Regions from separate parts of the Homo sapiens genome. Here region 1 is linked to region 2. Evidence: chromatin loops called from intact Hi-C (ENCODE). Cell type or tissue: heart left ventricle. All regions are shown on one strand. Links, peaks and the distances in the headings refer to the core of each region. The heading gives the core; the rest is flanking DNA. Region 1 has its middle 100 kb from the start of FAM242B. Region 2 has its middle 12 kb from the start of FAM242B.

Region 1 (5,383 bases), core at 159-5,158, 91 kb before region 2:
TGGGCATCCCCATGAGCCAAGTGGAACCACCAAGGTGTCCAGCGCATCCCCTTGAAACCCCATTAACTGAAGCTCTAGGAGGTCATAGGCATTTGCCATACACCATCCTATCTACCCCCAGCGGTGGACATCTCCAGCCCTACCGAGATGACCCCCACTGCGGGCTGGGGGGCAGATGTCTGGCTAACAAGCCTTGCCCTAATTCACTGGTTTGTCATTTGTGATGCCCAATTACAACATCTGGAATGCTCAGATGCAATCCCTACGACTAGGCATCTGCATGACTGTGCATCTTTTGTTCAGCAAAGAAAGCCTGCTGGAGAACAATTTCAAGGAGGTGGGAAATGCATAAAGCCTGAAGGGACAGGGTTCTCTTAATGTGCTGCTCAAAACAAAACAAACATTTTTGTAAACAGAAAACCTGACCAGAAAAATACATTACAATGACCACTAGGTGGCGATGGAGTATTGCTGAAGGGACAGCAAACAATAAGCGGAGTCTGAACTGTGGCCAGAAAGATGTGAAACTAAGCGGCAAAGCAGCCCAAATATGAAATATTGAGGGCAACACATGTGGTTAGTGTATTTATCGATACCACAGAAGCAGCAGCCAAAAGGAGAGCGGACATATATTCTCTCTCTAAAGAATATAGTTGACTTAAAAACGTTTCCCCAAGAACTTTACTGAAATAGCACTGGAACAAGCAGCGATAGTTAACCAGGGAGTCTGGAACTGCCATAGTATTCACTGCAAGAAAAGGGAAACTGAAATTAATGAAGCAGACAAAACTCTCCCCAGGTCATGGTACCAGAAATGTTGATGGCTGATGTAATACCTTGTTTCTTATCTTCTTAGTTTAAGAGACACACAGCAAAAGAAGTACAGCATAATTTATTGCAAAAAAAGAGAATATTTTGAAAATTAAGTGCAGAATAGACGGTACGGTCTGAGAAAGAGATTCCAGGGCAGCCTGCTCATAAAAGTGAGACAGAGCTAATTATTGCTGGAGAAACCCTCTTTATGGGAGTTTTGCATGATTATTCATAAGAAGGTGGAAAGAAGTGTTGCAGAAAGCATGTTCTGACTGGTCTTCTGGGTGCACAGTGCAGTAGCTGTACACATTTGTGCATACATTGCATGTCTCAGTAGCATCTTAAATCTCCACCCAGGAATGTGTTTTTTACTGTTAAAATAAACAAAGGGTCAGGTTGAAGACAGATAAAATCAAAATGCAAATGCTTTTTATAAGTAAAAGTCCCTACTGATGATAGCGGGTTTCAAATGACCCCAAGTGCTCCACATCTTAAAAGTTGCTCCCATAAAGCTGGAACACTATCTGTTCCTGAGGTATCAGGTCCCATATGTGGCTCCGAGTCACTGGCAAGCCAGGCCTGACTTGAGATGAGACCATTAATTTCAAGTGTAAAATGCCTAAATAGTCAGCAACTTCAGGTTGCATTTTGGAGCATGTCCACTTAAATGGGTTGATGAAAATGGCTCACAAGACTCACGCCTCGGAGTCTTAGCAGATTTTGTGCGACCCAATAATTAACCTTCTGATGACTAGACTTTCACAGTTGTGAAAAAGGCGACTTTGAGAGTGACATTTCCAGGAAGCCACAGCCCTTGTCACCCCCTGCAGAGCTCTGAAGCTGCTCACAAGCAGGCCAGGTGAAAGATTTCTCTCAAAAACGGTTAAGTGCATGCTCTGGCTAGAGAAAAATGAGGGTTGCGGCACAATCGACTGTGTCTCAGACATCAGGAAAGTTTCCACAGCAGTTTAGGAAAGAAGGCAGCGCCTAGGGCTGCAGAAGACGTAATGCTCTGGAAAGAACCCTGGGTGCAATTGAAAGAGGAACCTGAGAAGGATAGGCTCAATCGGGTGAGGACAAACCGGCCATTTGGGAAAAGGGAAGGTGTCTTCGTAGGGTAATACCCTCCTCAATGCCCAGCCCAGACCTGCCCTCCAGGTGCACCTGTGTACTCACTCTCCTTGCAAAGAGTTGGCATAGCATAAGAACTCAGGAGTGCTTTGGACTCTGGGAAGTCCACACCGCTCTAACCCTCCCTCCAGGGCTATGCACCCCGGATCCTGGTACATGCTGGGAGTATAGTTCTGAAGCCTACCGACAAACAGGCTGAGAGCAGTTAACGGACTACAGCTCCCAGCATATTAGGTGGGGCGCGTACCACTCTGCCCCTTCTTCCAGTTCTGCGCCTCGCCCTGGAGCCTGGCGCATGCTGGGATTGTAGTCCTGTAGCCCTTTGACCAAAGGGTTGGGAGTGTTTATGAGAATACATCTTCCAGCAATCCTAGGGAGGCGCACACAGCCCGGTCTCTTCCTCCAGTGACACGCATTGTCCCTGAGACTAGTGCATGCTAAGATTGTAGTCCTGCAGCTCTTTGAGGAAAGGGCTGGAAGAGTTTATGAGCATATATCTCCCAGCAAACCTAGGGAGACGCACACAGCCCCGCCTCTTTTTCCAGTGACGCGCACTGTCCCTGACCCCGGTGAATACTGGGATGGTAGTCCTGTAGCCACGGGACCGGAAAGTCTGGGAGTCTTTATGAAACTACATCTCCCAGCAAGTAGAAGGAGGCACCCACAGTCCAGTCTCTTCCACCAGTAATGGGCACTGTCCCCGAGCTGTGTGCATGCTGGGACTGTAGTCTTGCAGCCCGGTGATGAAAGGGCTGGGAGTGTTTATGAGACTACATCTCCCAGCAAGCCCACCGAGGGGCGCATGGCCTTGCCTCTTCCTCCAGGGACGCGCACTTTCCCTGAGTCCGGTGCATGCTAGGATTGTAGTGCTGCAGCCCTGTGACCAAAGGACTGGGAGCGTTTATGAGACTGCATCTCCCAGCAAGACCAGCAAGAAGTGCGGAGCCTCGTCCCTTCCTCCAGATATTAGCGCACTCTCCCTGAGCCTGGTGCATGCTGAGATTGCAGTGTTGCAGCCCTGTGACCAAAGAGCTTTGTTATAGTTATCTGTGAAGTATTCAACAAATTACTTTACTTAATTATTACTGGAAGCCAGAACCTCAGTTGCGTTCACTTTTTGGATATTATATGAGTGAAATTGTATAATATGTATACTTTTACATCGACTTTCTTCTATGCAACATTATAGTTATGGTATTAATTCATGATATTGCAGATAGCTATAGTTTGTTTATTTAATTTTTTTTTTTTTTTACTTTGTGGTAAAGTGTACATCAAATTAACCATTTTAGCTATTGTAAGTTTGCAGCTCAGAAAAATTAACTACATTCACATTGTTTTGCAACTATCATTCCCATTCATACGGACCTTCTTTCAACTTGCAGAAACAAAACTCTATACCCATTAAATAAGCTCCTTGTTACTCCCCTCAGGCTTCTAGGAACCACTCTTCTACTTGGGTTTCTAGAATTTCTTTACTCTAAGTATCTCATAATTGGAATGATTCAGTATTTGTTCTTTTATGACTGGCTCGTGTCACTTTGCTCAATGTCCTTAAGGTTCATGCATGACATACCATGTGTCAGAATTTCCTTATTTTACATAGCTGAATAATATTCCACTGTATGTATAAATCACATTTTATCTATTTATTCATTGATGGTAATTCAAACAACACTTGAGTAATTCAAACAGCTTTCTGGTGATGTGAGTAATGCTGCTGTGAACCTAGGTGTATGTGTATTATTTTCTGTCTTTGCTTTCCTATCTTTTGCTACATACCCAGATGTGAAATTGCTGGATCGTATGGTGACATTACATGTAAATTTTTTAGTTACTATGTTGTTATTTTATAGCAGCTGTAGCATTTTACATTTCCACCAACAGTGTACAAGGGTTCTAATTGCTCCACATCCTCACCAACACTTGTGATTTTCTGTTTTGTTTTCTTTCTTTTGGTAGTAGCTATGCTGATGGGTATTAAGCGATATGTCATTTGGGGTTAGATTTGCATTTCACTAATGATGAGTTTTGTTGAGCATCTTTTCATGTGCTTATTAGCCACTTTACAAAATTTTTAGAGAAATGTCTGCTTAGGATTTTGCCAATATTTTAAACAGGTAGTTTGTGTTATTGTTGCTGAATTGTTCTTTGCGTATTCTGGATAGATTCCGATTCATCTATTTTTCTTTTGTTTCTTGTGTTTTGGGTGTCCTGTTAAAAAAAAAAAAAAAACACTGCCAAATCCAGTGTATGACATGTTTCCCCTATATTTTGTTCTAAGAATTTTGTAGTTTTAGCTCTTACATTTAGGTATTTGATCCAGTTAGTTAATTTTTTCTTATGGTATAAGTGAATGGCCCAGGTTCATTCTTTTTACATGTGGGTACCGAATTTCCCCAGCCCTGTTCTGCCTCTGACCGTCGGTCCTGTGTGGGTTTACTTGGAGGTGCTTTGCCTTGGAGAAAGGCGGGTGGACGGTGGTGGGGGCAATACAGCCCTGATAACACCTTGACTTAAGCCCAGTAAGACACGTGAGCAACAGGCCCCCTTGCAGAGGGCAAAGCAACGTGGAATCCGAAACCAAGCTTCAGTCGGCCTGAGTGTGACTCCTGTGTGGACGGGACTATCGGCCTCGCGCTCCTTTGCAGGCTCAACCTGGGGCTATCTCATCTGTGAACCATGTGGATGAAAAATGGACAACCACCCGAGTTTCGGCTCATTGCTCTCTGGGCAATTCTCTCATTCCCTGGGAGACGAAATTCGTCTGAATCGCTCCCGGATGAAGCAACCCAGGCTGGTTATCCGGAGGGCCGGTGAGCGCCCCGCAGACCAACGCGGCTGTGGGCCGAGCACTTAGCCCGCACTGGGCACCCAACATTTTTCCGGAGTGCGAGGTCCTGCTGGTCCTGGAGGCAGAAGACCGCTTTTCTCTCTGCCTTCTTTTCTCTGTCCCTTGCTCCCTCCCTNNNNNNNNNNNNNNNNNNNNNNNNNNNNNNNNNNNNNNNNNNNNNTCCCTTCCTCCCTCCCTCCTTCCCTCTCTTCCTCCCTCTATCCCTCCATCCCTTCCAAGGTCCCTCCGTCCATCCGTTCTTTCCTCCCTCCATCGCTCCCTCCCTCTCTGTCTCCGTTCCTCTCCCCATCTCTGCCTGAGTTCCCTCCCGCGTAGAAAGGGCAGCACCCCGGTTTGCGCGGGGTCTCGGGTCTGCATTTAGCTGTCAGGCGCTCCACGGTGATAGCGAGGAAGCTGGCGGGGCACGGGTAGGCGAGTGACGGTGGCGGGGGGAGGCAGAGGTAGCCAGACGAGGAAAGAAGAGCAGGCCTGGTGGCTGCCCGGGCCAGTGTTTCCCGGGATGGAGGTCTCCGCCCACTCTACTGAAGAACGCGAGTGGGTGGGGGGGAAAGGGATGAGAGCTCCGCCTGCAAACCCGCGCATGAG
Region 2 (5,383 bases), core at 330-5,329:
CACTCCAATTTGCAAGTTGGACTTTACAAAATTAAAACATTAATAAAATATACTAACTATGATTGTTTTAAAAAGTAATGGTTTTTTATGGTAAGGAAATAAATTGAAGCTTTGTGTTGGAAAATGCAGAAAACAAATCAGCATTCTTTATAAATAGATCTTACTGCTGGTTTAGAAATTACCTTATGTGCTTTATAGATGATGGAAAATGAAATCAGCTGCAGTTAGCAGTGTGCATGCATCGTATTTGCTGTGTCACTTTCAGAAAGGTTATGGAATATTGGCAGGTCAGGATTCTCAAAATGATAAGTTCTAAGAAGAGGCTAAATGAAAAAGAATTTTAAAAGCAAGCCTAGTTGTTTAATATATACATGGACGAGTTATGGGGAAATCCTGGACTGGGAACTAGCAGATCAATGTTCTGACTTTTACTAAGTCATTGGCTGCTACAGCAGGCCGAGCAGACATAACTGTCAAGGCTGCCTGGGAGTTGGGTTGATTGGCAATTGGCACAGGGAGAGAGAACAATTGCCAGAATAATGGCCAAATATTCAGAGTTTCATGTTCAGTGAAGCAGGACGTGCATTTGTATTCCAAGGGCAAAAGTGATGCTAGAATCTGGGCTTCCTGGCTGAATCTGAGTCCACAGTCTGATGAGTAGGATGAAGTAGTCTCAGAAATCCAAGCCAGCCAGAACCCATGAGGTGTGCTCTGCAGACATTGGCTGGCGAGCTGCATTAAGATGTTTCATTTCATTGAGCAAACATTCCTTGATTGGTTAGGTTAGCCTCCCACAAAAGCAGAGACAAATTCTTCAGAATTTGTCCATGAAGCTATAGTCCCAGAGCTTATATTTCAAGGGAGGAGGGAGGAAACAGCATCTCAGGATGGTAGGTGATTACAGCTAAACTGAATTCTGAAAATAAAAGGAACCCTATGTCTTTGTCTGCTCAGGCTGCTGCTACAAACAACTGTAGACTGAGTGGCTTAAACAGCATATACTTGTTTCTCACAGTTGTGGGAATTCAAAGATTAAAATCTGGGCCAGCAGAGCCAGTGTCTGGTGAAGGCCCTCTTACTGGTTTGCAGGTGTTCTTGTTGTATCTTCACATGGCTGAGAGAAGAGGGCTGTAGTCTCCTGCTCTTCTTATTAGGATGCTAACCCCATTGTGGGAACTCCATCCTCATCAAAACCAAATTACTTCCCAAAGGTCCTCCTTCTAATGCCATTCTACTGTTAGAGTTTCAACATGTGCATTTGTTGATGCAAACATGCAGTGCACAGCATCTAATCTAATCAAATCAGTTGTCCCTTGAATAAAATTCTAGCTCCTATAACAAGACTCAAAATTATGACTTGGTTGTTGCCAAAACTGTCTATCTGGATTTGCTAGAAATCAAACATTCTTGAATATTTCTTCTAAAGATTTTCTCATTCCTACCCTATTGTGTATATTTACAGAATTCTTAAATAATTACATATACAAGGCTTCTATTAGCTCTGACGACAGCTTCTATTAGCTTTGACGATTGCAAGCAGCTTTATAGCACTGTAGGTAAAAGCATGTGCTTTGAAATCATACAATAAATTTATTAAATGCTAAGCATTTTATATTCACTATTTAATTTTATCATCTTAATCACCTTCATTATTACCTCCATTAAACCCTATTTGTTGGCTACTTATATTATTCTGATTTTGCAAATCTAAATTTGAGAGGCTTTCCCTATGTCACATAAGTTAATAAGTGGCATAGCTGGGATTTGAATTAAAGTCTACCTGATTCCAAGATCTATTTACCATTGTTCTACAATATGTACTTTTTAGGTCCCTGAGAATGCTAACAGCCTTTCTTTTGAAATCTACCTTCTTTCTGGATAGCAGCTTTATTAATATGTGATTAGGGCACCACATTTCAGGCAACAAATTCTTTGAAATCTTTCATTTCCATAGTGAGATAAGGATCAGTTCTGTGGCATTGTCAGCCAGAAAACATCATTTGGAGACGACCTTGTACAAGAAGTAGAAGACACAGCTGGGGGCCGGCGGAGGACAGAAAACTCACAGCTTCTGTCCATACCCCTTTCACTTCCTCCTCAAGGAGATGGACCTCTGTGGTTGGTCAAGCTTAAGGATCTTTTATGGGCCACAGCTAATGGTGAAATCTTCCTAACTCTGGGTGAAGATTAATGGGCAAGTTGGAGAGTTAAGGTAGCTTGTGGCTGCTCCTTTTAGAAGAAAGTCTGATCAATGCTCTCTTATTTGTGGAACCCCTCTGTTCCCCCAAATGCTTGGTAAGACATGCCTGAAGACCAATCCTGTGTCAGTAGACTTCATATCTACTCTCTTCTACCAATCACACAACTACAGACAAATAAGAAAAATAAAACAAAGCTCAGACACACTCCCCTGGCATGGAGGCCACTCTCTGGCTGGCTGCTTTTCTCTACCCTGGCACCTCCTGGGCGTTTGGCTCTTTCTTAGATCAAAGCGAGACATGGGTTTGGGATTAAAGAGAAGAAGGTGAAAGGGGTCTCTGGCCTGCTTTGGCATTAGACCAAGTAAATAACAGAGTTCTGACTTAAGCTCAGTTCCGTAGAGCTTTCTCTGTGTTTGGGGAAAATCTCTGATAGTAATGAAGTGATATTTTACTGTTCTTCCTTTTCTGTACATATATCTCTTTCTTAGGTATGTTGTGAGGAGATTTGTTCCCGGGACAAATATATTTCTCAAATAATAAGTCTTGAAAGTCAAAATGATGCCGCAATCCATGGACTACAGAATAGATGTTGTGTTGGCAGGCATGAAACCAGCATGTGTTTCCCTGTACATCTCCATTAGAGCTCTTTAGTTACCAGGTACATTGTCAAAAAGCTGAAGTATTTGAAGTGAATCTTTTTTCTGAGCTGTAGGTCTCAACAGTGGGATTAAAATACTCAGTAACCCATGCGGTAAACAGCTCTGATGTCATCCAAGTGTTGTTGTTCCATTTATAGAGCACGGGTAGTGTAGATTTAGCATAATTCTTAAGAGGTGCCCTAGGATTTATGGAATAGCAAATGAGCATTGGCTTGTAACAAGAAAGTCAGCCTGTCCTTTAAATCTTTTTCTTTTTCTTGATATAAGGTCTCACTCCATTACCCAGGCTGGATTGCAGTGGCATGATCTTGGCCCACTCCATACTTGACCTCCTTGACCCCACAATCCTCCCACCTCAGCCTCCTGAGTAGCTGGGACTAGTAGCATGCACCACCATACATGGCTTATTTTTATTTATTTATTTATTTTTTGTTAGAGACAGGGTTTCACCATGTTGCCCAGGCTGGTCTGAAGCTCCTAAGTTCAAGCCATTCCCCCACTTCAGCCTCACAGAATGCTGGGATTACAGGCGTGATCCACCCTGTCTGGCCTCTAAATTCGTGTTATGGAGACTCATTTTCATGGTTAAAATGTCCTGAATTGACTGTGGCCTGTTGGGAGGCGGGATGGAGGAAACTACTTATGGAAAATGAAGAAGAAAGGGAAGCACATCAGAAGCAAGAAAGTGTCATCAATTTTTACGTCAAAGACTCCATGATAAAAAGAAAGTACAGGTGGTTTGTTATCAAGGCTGACCATTGGACTGTGGACTGCACATACATCTACCAGGTTCTTCTGGATAGTCACAGTTTTAAATTTTTGACCTGATATTCATGAACACAGTGCTACTGGTCAGACCTTTGTCCAGGTTTAAGCTTCAGAACATAATGTCTTCATGCAGTGGGAGGCCTGGTTAGGGTTATGATTCTGCCCTGGGGCATCAGCCCCTTCTGGCCTGGAGGTAAACTTGGCATCTACTACTTACCTCTACACTTGAACAGCCAAGGATGGGCTGAGCACAGAGGCTCACATCTGTAACTCCAGCACTTTGGGAGGCCAAGGCAGGAGGATCGCTTAAGGCCAGGAGTTCAATACCAGCCTGGGCAATATAGTGAGACCTCATCTCTGTAAAAACAAACAAAACCGAAGATGGGTGGGTGACATGGAGCAGTTCAACATGGGAAACCATTAATCTGAGAGCTGGAAGGACCCTTAGACCAGCCCCCCATTAACAGATGAGACTCTGCCCTGAGATTATAGCCTAAGGTAATGCATTGAGCTTTTCTAGAGATTTGAAAATAATCAATCCTAAAACCCCCAAGCATACTGCTACTGTTTGTTATTGAATAATGTTTTCTAGTCTGGGGGTGATGGCTCCTGCCTGTAATCCCAACACTTTGGAAGGTTGAGGCAAGTGGATCATCTGAGGTCAGGAGTTTGAGACCAGCCTGGCCAACATGGTGAATCCCCGTCTCTACAAAAATACAAAAAATTAGCAGGCCATAGTGGTGCGCACGGGTAATCCCAGCTGCTTGAGAGGCTGAGGCAGGAGAATCCTTTGAACCTGGGAGGCAGAGGTTACAGTGAGCCGAGATCACAACATCGCACTCCAGTCTGGGCTACAAGAGTCAAATTCCATATCAAAAATAATAATGATAATAATAATGTTTTCTACAAGCAAGGAGTTACTTTGTACTGTGAACTGGTGNNNNNNNNNNNNNNNNNNNNNNNNNNNNNNNNNNNNNNNNNNNNNNNNNNAGCCATTACAGGCTTGAGCCACTGCACCCAGCTTGTCTGTAGTTTTTAAAACAAAAACGGCCGGGGTGGTGGCTCACGCCTGTAATCCCAGCACTTTGGGAGGCTGAGGCAGGTGGGTCACGAGGTCAGGAGTTCGAGAGCAGCCTGGCCAAGATGGTGAACCCAGTCTCTTCTAAAATTAAATAAATTAGCCGGGCGTGGTGGCGGGCACCTCTAGTCCCAGCTACTCGGGAGGCTGAGGTAGGAGAATCGTTTGAACCCGGGAGGCAGAGGTTGCAGTGAGCCGAGATCATGCCACTGCACTCCAGCCTGGCCACAGAGCAGGACTCCGTCAAAAAAAAAATTTAAAAGATTAAAAGTTAAGATAGATTTTTACAAATATATATATCTACCATTATAGTGTCATACAGAATGGTTTTAGTGCCGTGAACATTCTCTGTGCTCTGTGTATCCATCTCTTCCTTCCCCTTGGTCCATGGCAACCACTGATCTTTCTACTGTTCCCATGGTTTCACCGTTTCCAGAACGTCATATAATTGGAATAGAACAGTACGTAGACTTTTCGGATTGGCTTCTTCTTTTAGCAATATGCATTTAAGTTTCCTCCATTTATTTTTTTCTGGCTTGATAGATCATCTCTTGCTAGCAGTGAATAATATCCCATTCACATTATACTTTTTTCAAGACTCACAATGTACAGCGTGAAGAGTAAACGTGAATGTGCACTGTAAGCTTTGAGTGATAATGAAGGGTCGAGGTAGGTTC

Evidence for each region. Hi-C counts contacts between places; a loop is a spot of excess contacts. Peaks named below come from ENCODE experiments on the same cell type or tissue, not always from the same donor. Only the 100,000 strongest peaks of a DNase experiment are listed, where the experiment ranks them.
Region 1: a loop joins it to region 2, with 16 times the contacts of the local background. A loop is called at or near these places in 29 of 110 quality-filtered maps.

Annotation. Positions count from the first base shown.
Region 1 is chr20:29,442,926-29,448,308 of GRCh38, forward strand. No RefSeq gene overlaps it. Among named protein-coding and RNA genes, the nearest start is that of FAM242B, 100 kb to the right of the region's middle. In heart left ventricle, for the core only: a CTCF peak has its summit at 452 (motif pointing right); DNase peaks (open chromatin) are centred at 2,496 and 2,756; H3K4me3 peaks cover 233 bases; H3K27me3 peaks cover 651 bases.
Region 2 is chr20:29,534,166-29,539,548 of GRCh38, forward strand. No RefSeq gene overlaps it. Among named protein-coding and RNA genes, the nearest start is that of FAM242B, 12 kb to the right of the region's middle. In heart left ventricle, for the core only: no CTCF peak of the experiment used is centred there; no DNase peak of the experiment used is centred there.